2 separate regions of the Homo sapiens genome follow, and region 2 is linked to region 1. Evidence: chromatin loops called from intact Hi-C (ENCODE). Cell type or tissue: left ventricle myocardium inferior. All regions are shown on one strand. Links, peaks and the distances in the headings refer to the core of each region. The heading gives the core; the rest is flanking DNA.

The links. Peaks named below come from ENCODE experiments on the same cell type or tissue, not always from the same donor. Only the 100,000 strongest peaks of a DNase experiment are listed, where the experiment ranks them.
Region 2: it touches region 1 in a loop (2.9-fold over the local background); 1 of 110 quality-filtered maps calls a loop at or near these places.

The regions. Positions count from the first base shown.
Region 1 is chr4:9,878,034-9,883,413 of GRCh38, reverse strand. The region is part of intron 10 of SLC2A9 (solute carrier family 2 member 9); the gene reads left to right. Among named protein-coding and RNA genes, the nearest start is that of DRD5, 99 kb to the right of the region's middle. In left ventricle myocardium inferior, for the core only: no CTCF peak of the experiment used is centred there; a DNase peak (open chromatin) is centred at 2,373; H3K27ac peaks cover 287 bases.
Region 2 is chr4:9,812,323-9,817,702 of GRCh38, reverse strand. It overlaps a transcript of SLC2A9 not described here. Among named protein-coding and RNA genes, the nearest start is that of DRD5, 33 kb to the right of the region's middle. In left ventricle myocardium inferior, for the core only: no CTCF peak of the experiment used is centred there; no DNase peak of the experiment used is centred there.

The DNA of each region.
Region 1 (5,380 bases), core at 273-5,272:
GAGTGTTGGAGCTAGGATGTGAACCCAAGTGTTAAAAATCTATGCTGTTTTCGTTCCACGACAAACATAAGAAATTCACCTCTACACACTACCCTGGACTTTCCATAGCACATTCACATCTGTCCCCAAATCCAGTCTCTGGTAATAACTTTTATTGATCACTTACTCTATTCCAGGCCCTGTTCTAAGTGCTTTAATTTTCACAAAAATACTAGGTGAATATAAGATAATAGAGTCAGATTTTCAAATCTGTGTATGTGTGTGTGTGTGTGTGTGTGTGTAGATAGCTTGCTGTTCTTCTTTGCCACATTAGGATGCATAGTTGTCCAGATTTAACATATGAGGGCTCTAAAAAGGACATACATGCATCACTTCCATGAAAGAAGCTATTTTCTGCATTTTATATTCAGATAATTTTTCAGCTAACACTGACATTTTCCAGCAAGCTAGCCCCATAGCTAAACCTTACCATCTAAGTAGACCAGGTATAGCCCACTAAAAACATTGTGAATATAAGGACTCTCCCTTATTGTTCTGCTAATAAATACCATCATGAGGTTGGGGTAGGAAGTTTATGTGGAGAATGGACACGGCCATTTATTTCCCTGGTTTCTGTCTGTCTGTCCTAGAGGATAGAAGATGGTTTATAGATCAGCTGCTAAATCCTTCCTTCCCAAACTAATCCTTTTTTTTTTTTTTTTTCTTGAGACAGAGTCTCACTCTGTTGCCCAGGCTGGAGTGCAGTGACGCGATCTCAGCTCACTGCAAGCTCCGCCTCCCGGGTTCACGCCATTCTCCTGCCTCAGCCTCCCAAGAAGCTGGGACTGCAGGCGTCCACCATCACGCCTGGCTAATTTTTTTGTATTTTTAGTAGAGATGGGGTTTCACTGTGTTAGCCAGGATGGTCACGATCACCTGACCTCGTGATCCGCCTGCCTCGGCCTCTTATAGATGAAAAAACCAATATTCAGAATGATCCAGTAATTTTTCCCAAATCACATAGCTAAGAGGCAAATGCTAGATTTAAATCTTCACCATCTTGTCCTAGAACCTCAGCTCTTTGCTAAAGATTGAGTGGAATTATGCCCATTTTGAAATTTACTTGCAAGGTTAAAAACTATTCCAAGGAGAAATGGCCTACACAGAGAATTGAGGATAAGGGGAGGGGGCTCCTGCTTTTATCTTCCCAGGATGGGGTTACTCTTGATCCTCATAAATCAGTCCTGTTTGTGTCTATGTGGAAAGAAATACTTTTGTCTTTTGTTTCTAGTTGTCAGATCAGCTTGGCTGAGGATGAATTAAAAGCATGTTGATTTTCATGGTTCCAGCCATTCCTGCTTCAGGTATTATCTCAATGCAGAGGTCAAGAACAATCTTTGGTCTTTGTCTCTTAAATTCAAAGACACCTAAATCATAGCACTTGGTTTTGAAATGAAGTCTGTGCTGACACATGCAGATCTTCACAATTAACTGAGGCGGAACACAACATGGGAATGACTTCAGCGCTGGAGGGAGGTCATCTGGCAGATGAGGAAACCTTCCAGGGGCTGAGATGAATTAGAATTAAGGCATCCCAAGTTTGGAAAAGACCGTAAAGATGTTCTAGTTCAGTCATTTATCAGAAGCTTAAGTCCTAGTCATGGTTTCCCTGCCAGGAATTCCTTCAGCCATGGCTTGATTGCATCTATTGACAGGGAACCCACTGCCTCACAAAACAGGCAATTCAATTGTCCACAGGTCAGATTTGGTCCCTGGCCTAGTTTGTGTGACCCACCAGCAAAGAATGGCTTTTGCATTTTAAAAGGGGGAAAGAAAGAATGCATGCCAGGGACCACATGTGGCCTGAAAAGCCTAATATATTTTCTTTCTAACTTTTTATTTTAAACATGTGTCAACCCCTGCTATAGTTCCTCAGCTCTGAAATTTGGAACTTGGGAGAGGGCTAGCTGGTGAGGTAGGGAAGGAGGAATTTCCAGGCAGTGAGAGCAGCCACTGCCAGAATATAGGAAGAAGTTCATGTCAAACGAACCTTAAATAAACCATCAGAGCCACAGCAGTGGTGCTCAAACATTGCTCAGTCACCTGGGAAGCTTTTAAAGCCCTGGTGCTCAGGCTGCACTGAAGGCCAACCAAGACATAATCTTGGAGGGCTAGGGCCCAGGCTTGGCATTTTCTAACACTGCATGATTCCAAGGTGCAGCCAAGTTCAAGAACCACTGGGCTAGAGCAGTTTTTAAACCCTGGCTGAATATATTACCATCACTTGGTGGCTTAGAAAGAAAACCAAAGCAAACATTGATATTCAGGCCTCATCTGATGACAGCTAAGTGCTCGTCAGGAACCACTCCCCGGAGTGCAGGGTGAGACACAGAGGAGGAGTCAGGAGATAAGCTAGAAGCAAATCTCAGAGCGTCTTGGCTGTTGCACTAAGGATTTGCGGTTTTATGGAACTCACTAGAGGTCTGTTGGGGAGTCTGTGTGCATGAATTTCACAGGGCAGACCTGCAGTGAGAAGAAACTGGAGGCAGAGACACCAGCCAGGGGCCTGGAGCAGCCAGCCCAGGGCAGTTATCTGGGACAGTGCCACCCCTGCAAAGGTGTGGGCATTGCCACTATGATAAGTGCAGGTCATGAGGGCAAGAAAGCTGTATGTTTCATGGTGTGATTTAATGCTTCTCGAGTTATCTTTTTCCATAACAGCTGTTTTCCCAGAAGAAACGGTAAATGTCAGCATTGTATCTGAGTGAAAAGTTGACCTTCTTCCCCACCCATGCACACAAACAAGCCAGATTGGACTCATCTGCATATCTGCCTGAAGTTCTTTGCTAACCAAAAATCACTAAGCTTAGCCTTCTCTGTTTTTTTTTTCCTAAGCCCTCCCAAGACTTTTTGCAATGATCCTGATTCTGTTCCAAGTGTTTGCAACTGTGGCTTTCTTTTGACTGTAGAACATGCTGCATTTCCAGGGCTTTAAATGCTGGGCTCCCCATCAGTGTCTATGGGACTCCCTGGAGGGAAGGCCACCTGCACCTCCCAATCCCAGATCACCTGTCAGCCCCTGCCCTCCGCTTCCTCAATCCATCTTCAACCCCCTGTGTTGACCCAGCACCTGGGCCTCGCTGGCTAGCAATGACTTTAGCCACAAGATGGACCAGGGTTTAGAAGCTTCATTTAAACTCACATTGAGAGTGTACAGTTTAAAGCCTCAGGGAACTTACCTGTCTAAGAAAAGCTGCCACTTAGACCATGAGACCATCTTGCATCTTCCTAAGTGGACAGGGAAGAGCAAGTCCCCAGGGGAGCCACCCGGGAAAGTGTGGCAGGAAGATGCTCAGAGCTGAATGGCAGAGAGACTCATGGGCCTGCTCTCCATGATTAAAGAAGAGGGATGGATCTCCCAGGAGAGGGCCAGGAGGCCGCCTGAGGCAGCTTCTGTGAGGAACAGGTCGATGTAAGAAGACTTGACAAGGAGTTGAAATTAGGTGAAAGCAAAGAAAGAAAACAAGAGAGGCAGTTTCCTGCTGCATATTTTATTTGTGTGCATAACCCCAAGGCAGTGGCAGGGAAGTCTAATAAATGAGGCAAAATAAAAGAGCTTCACCTTTTAAAAAAAGAAGATCGTTGCCAAAATGTGTCAATTCCAGTTTTAAAAATCACATGAAGCCCTGACTCTGTGCCTGGCACCAAGTTAAGTCCTCTATGGGGAGTTTGTGTTTAAATGGAGTGGACAGATGCAAACAAGATGGAGCGGTAAGGCCACTGCCATTATCAAGGTGCGAATTAAGGTCTGAGCACCCCAGAAGATGGAGCGGTCCTGATGGAAGATGCCTCAGCACATACCTTGCTTGGAAAAAGGACCCCTCTGGAAAGACTGCAGGGGCGTATCAGCATTTGACAGAACCTATGTGGTCGTCTCTGCCTGCCCTGCCTGCCCTCCCTCTCTATCCCGCATTCTCCCTGCACTGCAGCCATCTGGAGCCACAGGCAGCTGCCCCCTGCCCCACACGCACAAACACACACACACACACACATACACACATAAATACACACACACACACACGCTTCATGGTCTCAGCCTTTGCATGTGCTATTTCCCCTCTTGCAACAACCACCCTTATTCATCCATTTGAGGTGTGGCTTCTCATCTTCAAAAAGTCAGCTCATACTGCATCTTGAGACTTTCTTAGAAACAGCCCGCCCCTCTGGGCTCCCACAGCCCCCTAGATTAACTCCTAGTGTATCCCCACCCCCACCCCATTACAATGGCCATGGTTGGTCAGTCCTCCTAACATCAGGGACTGCTTCAAAGACAAGAACCTTGTTTCTATCACCTGTATCCAAACACACAGCCTGACAGTGGGTCAGCACTCAATAAATGCTTGTATTTTTCATGAATTCATTCAAAACATACTCATTAAGTTCCTACTGTGTGGTGTGTGGTGTTTTCTACCACCACAGCTCACACCAAATGTGTGTGTGTATTTTGACACCAAACACATGTTTTCCACACCACCTCTTCAATTTGTCTCCACCAACAACTGGGTGTCCAACAATTCAGCTCAATTCTGACACTGCCTCCCCAGAGTGTCAGAAAGAGTTAAAGGGTTCAATCCCACAAGACTGCCCTCACTTCAGACACCAACCAAAAACAGAGTCCCAGGGAGCCGGCACTTCTGCTCTGCTGACTACAAATTCAGGGGTTCCCAAGGCTACCCTCAGGTTTGATAATTATTTGCTAGCATGACTCCCAGAACTCAGGAAAGTGCCCTACTTACAATTACAGCTTTATTATAGAGGCTGCAACTCAGAAACAGCCAAGTGGAAGAGAGGCATACAGAAGGTATGGGGGTGCATCACGGGGCATGGAGCTTTCATGCCCTCTGTGGATACACCAGCCTCCCAGCACTTCAGTGCGTTTACCAACTGGGAAACACCTCAACCCCATCATTTAGACGTTTCTATGGAGGCTCCATTATATAGGCATGATTGATTCCATCACTGGCCACTGGTGACTGAACTCAGCCTGCAGCCCCTCTCCCTTCCTTAGAGGCTGGAAGATGGAGCTGAAGGTTCCAACCCTCCAAGCATGGCCAGCGCTGCCTTGAAACCATCTAATGACCCACCTGAGTCACCACATTAGGGGTTCATTATAAATGACAAAAGCCACTCTTGTTACTCCAGAAATCCCAAGGCTTTTAAGAAATCTGGGCCAAAAACTAGGGACAAAAATCAAATATATATATATTGCAATTTTATATATATATATATGTGTGTGTGTGTTATGCCACAGTGCCAGCCCTGGGCTGGGAGTTGAAGATAAAAGGATGAGCAAGACAGTGTCTCTACCCCCACAGAGGAAGAGGAGAGGGACAGGGCACAG
Region 2 (5,380 bases), core at 234-5,233, 66 kb after region 1:
TTAGGAGTGTTCCCTTATAATGAAGTCCCATTCATTTAGCAAAAGGACTCGGAGTGGACATTACATGAACAAAAAATGTTTCTAAAACACGTTTTAAACATTTGCAGTAACGAGGACACTCATACAAATGTGACTATGTGAGTGGATGTGTTTGTGCATGTATGTTAAGCATATGAAACATTCCTCTTCTATTATTGCATATGTTGACCCATTCTGGGCTGGATCAGTGGTGCTCATCTAGAAAAATGAAGAACTGCTTCAGGAGGGCAGGAGTCTTGTCTGTTTGATTCTCCACTGTATTCAGCCAACATAGTACCTGGCACATACGTAGAAGGTGCCTGACAAACATTGATTGAATGAATGAGTTAATGAATGGGTAGTATATCAGGCAGCATCATGGCCCCTTCAAAGATGTCCAGGGCGTAATCCTAAGAACCTTCGAGTATGTTAACTTACAGGGCAAATGGGGCTTGGCTGATGTGATTAAAGTAAGGATCTTGAGTTTGGGTCATTAACGTGGATGACTGGGTAAACCCAATGTCCTCATAAGGACACAAAGGTCCTTATAAAAGGGAGGTGGCAGAGTCAGAGTCAGAAAGGAAGTGATACTAGAAGAAGAGATGAGAGAGAGAGAAAAAGATTTGAAGATGCTGCACTGCTGGCCTTGAAGACGGAGGAAGGGGTCATGAGCCAAGGATAGCAGGCAGCTTGTAGAAGCTGGAAAAGGAAAAGAAATGTATTATCCCCTAAAGATTCCAAGGTGTTGCGTCTCTATGAACACTTTGATTTTAGGATTTTTGATCCCCAGAACTGTAAGATAATAAATTTTTGTTGTTTTAAGCCACTAAGAGGGTGTATGTGCGTGTCATCGTTTTTTTTTTAATTTTTAACTTTTTGTGTTGAAATACTTTCACACTTACAGAAAACTTATGAAAAGAGAAAATCACCCAGATTTCCATTTTTTCAGCTACATTGAAGTATAATCAACTGAGTCACAAGGGCTAGACATTTAAGATGTAGAACTCGTATATCTGAAATTGCATACATCTAAGATGTAGAACTCAATGTTTTGATATTAGTATATGTTATGAAACCATCACCACAATCAAGCTAATTAACATATCATCACCTCATGTATTTACCATTTTCCTTTCTTTTTATGTGTGGTGAGAACACTTAAAATCTACCCTCTTGGCAAATTTCAGGTATACAGTACCTGAAACTGTAGTCACCATGCTGTTCATGAGATCTCCAGAACTTATTCATGCTGCATAACTGAAACTTTGTACCCTTTGACTATCATCTTTCCATTTCTCCCCTTCCCTCATCTCCTGAAAACCACCGTTCTCCTCTCTGTCGAGCCATAAGTTTTTAGAAATTAGTTACAGCAGCAGCAGAAAACTATTACAGACAGCCTAGAGCAGTTGTCTCCAGAGCAGGTAATGAGTGAGCAGAGCACAAGATGCTTTATTGTGATGTGAGAAGAAAATGTTAGAAATTCTATTTATTTATTTATTTATTTATTTATGTTTTGAGACAGGGTCTTGCTCTGTTACCCAGGCTGGAGTGCAGTGGTGCAATTTCAGCTCACTGCAGCCTCTGCCTTCCAGGCTCAAGTGATCCTTCTGCCTCAGCCTCCTGAGTAGCTGGGATTACAGGCGTGTGCCACCATGCCCGGCTAATTTTTGTATTTTTAGTAGAGATGGAGTTTCACCATATTGGCCAGGCTGGTCTCAAACTCCTGACCTCAAGTGATCCACCTGCCTCGGCCTCCCAAAATGCTGGGATTACAGGCGTGAACTACCGTGCCCGGCCTCATTTTTTATTTTAAAGTAAATATTATTGGATTTTATTTTACATGATTCAAACACTGTCCTAACCCAGACTAGCCATTACCTTGCTTAGACACCTTGGCTGCTGCTCTTTATAGACATTTTGAAGGACTTCAAAACTCTGAAGGATTCTCTTCCTTCAGAATCCCAAGATGGCTGACTTTTAATCCCACACATGTAACACCTTTTACTTTCTTTCTAGTCCATCATAGGAACCAGAAAATTTGCCTTTGTTGGAGGGAGGAACAAATGAAGCATGCAAATGTAGTGACAGGCTCACCGGCCACCCTCCTTAATCCATGAAACTGAAGGCCACACCCTAACGGCACAGGCCAGGGAACTTTAAGGATCTTGGGTCTGGACTTCATGGAGCAGAGCTTCTGTAACAGCTGTGATCTGCCTACCTCTGCCCTGTGCTTGTGACCGTCAAAACTTCTGTCTAGTTTAAGCTACTCTTACTTGGGTTTCCCTTACTCATGAATAAACCTAAACTCAATCCATGCAGGTTATGACAGGAAAGGGCACAAGGCAAATGAGAATATGTGAAGTCAGCCCAATTCTTTAGACACTTGACAAGTTGTATCTGTGGGGCGCAGGTGCCTCCAGGTTAAAGGAGCACGGATTCCTAGTCTTGGATTCTCTAGTCACAGCAGCTTTGCTGGAGTTCTGGTGCTTTCCCTGGTGCTGGCGTGGGCTTTCCACCTAGCAGTGCTCATTTATCTTCAAGTTTGCATAAATATTTTCACACTATTGTGTATGATGCTGGAGACAACCCATGAAGTAAATATCATTGGGTTATTTTCTGTGATTCAAACCCTCTTCTTCCAGTTTCCAATCCAGTCAAGTTTAGTGTTCCTATCACTACACCACAGGACCTCTCTGTCTCCAGAGTGATGACTCTGATCTGTTTCCCTACCTGCATGTACCACATACATTTGTTAATCCTTTTCACCGTGGCACTTTGACATCTAGTAACCTTGTGGTCTTGGTGGACTGTGCCCCCCAGTACATGCCTACGTGTAATCCTCTACTGCATTGTCTCTTAGCCGTGCAACTTTCTTTTACCACTGAGACATCAGAAAATGCGATACAAGCAGAAGTTGATAAACACCTTTGCTCTAGCGCTTTCTCTCAGAATGCTGATGTCATCACATGAGGAAGCCCAATCCAGCCTTCTTGAGCATGAAAGACCACATAAAGGGAGAGTCCAGGTGTCTCCACTGTCCCACCTAAGCTCAGATCCAAGTGACCCTCCAGTCAAATACAAGTGAGCCCAGGAGGAAGTAACAGAAGAAGAGAAGAACACAATCAATTCACAGAACCATGACAAATAATAAATTATTGTTGCTTTAAGCCACCAACTTTTGGCATGGTTTGTTAAACAGCAATAGATGGCTACTACAGACCCACTGTTTCTGGCCATGTTTTTCTCACCATTCAGTGAGTTTTTTAGCACTTCTTGGATCCCCAAACAAGACCAGAATTAATATACTCTGGATTAATGGTTAATTCATTCATCTACCAGACGTTTTTTGAGCATTTACTTTATGCTTGTGCTAGGTAATTGGAATATAAAAATAGCTGAAACAAATACCTACCTTCAAGAAGTTGAGAAAATGGTAGGTAAGACAAACCACTGATAGCCAGAATGAGTCTAGTGTTTCCTCTGTGTAGAATGTCCTTCTCCTCCTCTTTACTTGGATAACTTCTATCCATTTCTTTTTCATTTTTGCGATGGAGTCTCACTCTGTTGCCCAGGCTGCAGTGCAGTGGCACAATCTTGGCTCACTGCAACCTCCGCCTCTCAGGTTCAAGCGATTCTCCTGCCTCAGCCTCCCAAGTAGTTGAGATTACAGGCATGTGCCACCACGCCTGGATCTTTTTTATATTTTTATTTTTTACTTTTTTATTTTTATTTTTACTTTTTTTGTATTTTTAGTAGAGATGGGGTTTCACCTTGTTGGCCAGGCTGGTCTTGAATTCCTGGCTTCAAGTGATCCACCTGCCTCAGCCTTTCAAAGTGCTGGGATTACAGGTGTGAGCCACATCACCTGGCCCATTCATTCTTAATTACTATGCTGAGGCACCCTTGCCTCTAGAATTCTTTCTCTGACTCCCCAGTCTGTGCTAGATTCTTTCCTTTTGACTTCCATAGAAGCCTGTGTTCACTTTTATTGATGGATTTATCACTGCTTTAGGATTGTTGTGATTATTTTTCACTTGCACATCTCCCATGATAGACTCTGGGATCCTTAACTACACTGGATTTTTCTTAGGGTTCCACTTTTCTGGCACCTCATAAGTGCTCCTTACATGTTTACTGAACAAATGAATACCATCATAAATATATAAAGAGAATGTGATGGGTGCCTTGTGAAGGGAATGAATGTGGCTCCAGGTGACCAGGGCAGGTGCAGATGCAGATGTGAGCTGCATCTCCAGTGAGGATTAGGATTTCATCAAACTGCGAAGAGGGAAAAAAGAAATACAAGACCAAGGGCTGAAGACATGGGAGTGAACAAGTAAATGGAATATTCAGAGAACAGTAAACTGTTGGTATGGACAAGTGTGGTGGCTATGAGAGTAAAAATGAGAGATGAAACTGGTTGATGGTTTTGGTCTAGACTCTGAAAAGCCATGAGTATCACACCAACACCACTTCCTAAATATTTCTGCAACCCGCCTGCCCCACATTTTCCATATATGGCTGAACATAGGTCTATGCAGAAAAAACTCAATTCTGATACTGCCTCTTACTTGAATAAGTGCTGAGGCTCTGGGAGTTCAGATCATTATAATCAGCCTTCTCATTTTGCTTTCACTAAACATTCATTAGCTGGTTATGAAACCCAAAGAACAGAGGTCACACTGAGTGACAGGGACTCAGCAGCTGCTCACAGTGTAAGATATTTGCTATAATTTACACTAAGATGTGAATGTAATTATCCTTATCAAAATCACTTCCCCTGGCAAATTTGTACATTAAGTCGAGTAAATTTCCTCTCATTAAATCACAGCATTTGGGGACTGCAGTTTGTCTCAGCCAAGAACTAGAGCTTGGAAGTAATAAAGGCAAAGAAAAAAAAACTTGGATTATCAGCAGGAAGTGTGGGTGGTGAGGAGAGAGGCAGTATTTCAGAGTGTGTCGAAAGCCCAAACCTCCAGCAGTTCCATGACTATGTGTCTCTTGAATTTAGAGCAGTCTTTAAAATGTGGCACTTCTCAGCTACCTACGCATTTGGCAAATTGAGCATGTTGCATCTAGATGCAAGACCTAGATGCAGAAAGGACATCTAAAGACAGATATTTTTAGTGATGAGAGCAGGTATGTTAGAAAGGGCTTATAGTTTCAAACCATGAGGAAAAAAAAAAAAACATGTTTATGCTGGAACTATGTTAAGTATTTTCACACATATAATCCTCTTTGGTTTTCACAACAAGACTGCAGGATAGGATATTCACACTCTCTTAATGCCCATTTCTTTTTCTTCTTGGAATTTAACACAATTCTAATTAAATAACTTTAAGTGGAAGTTGGGAACACTGGA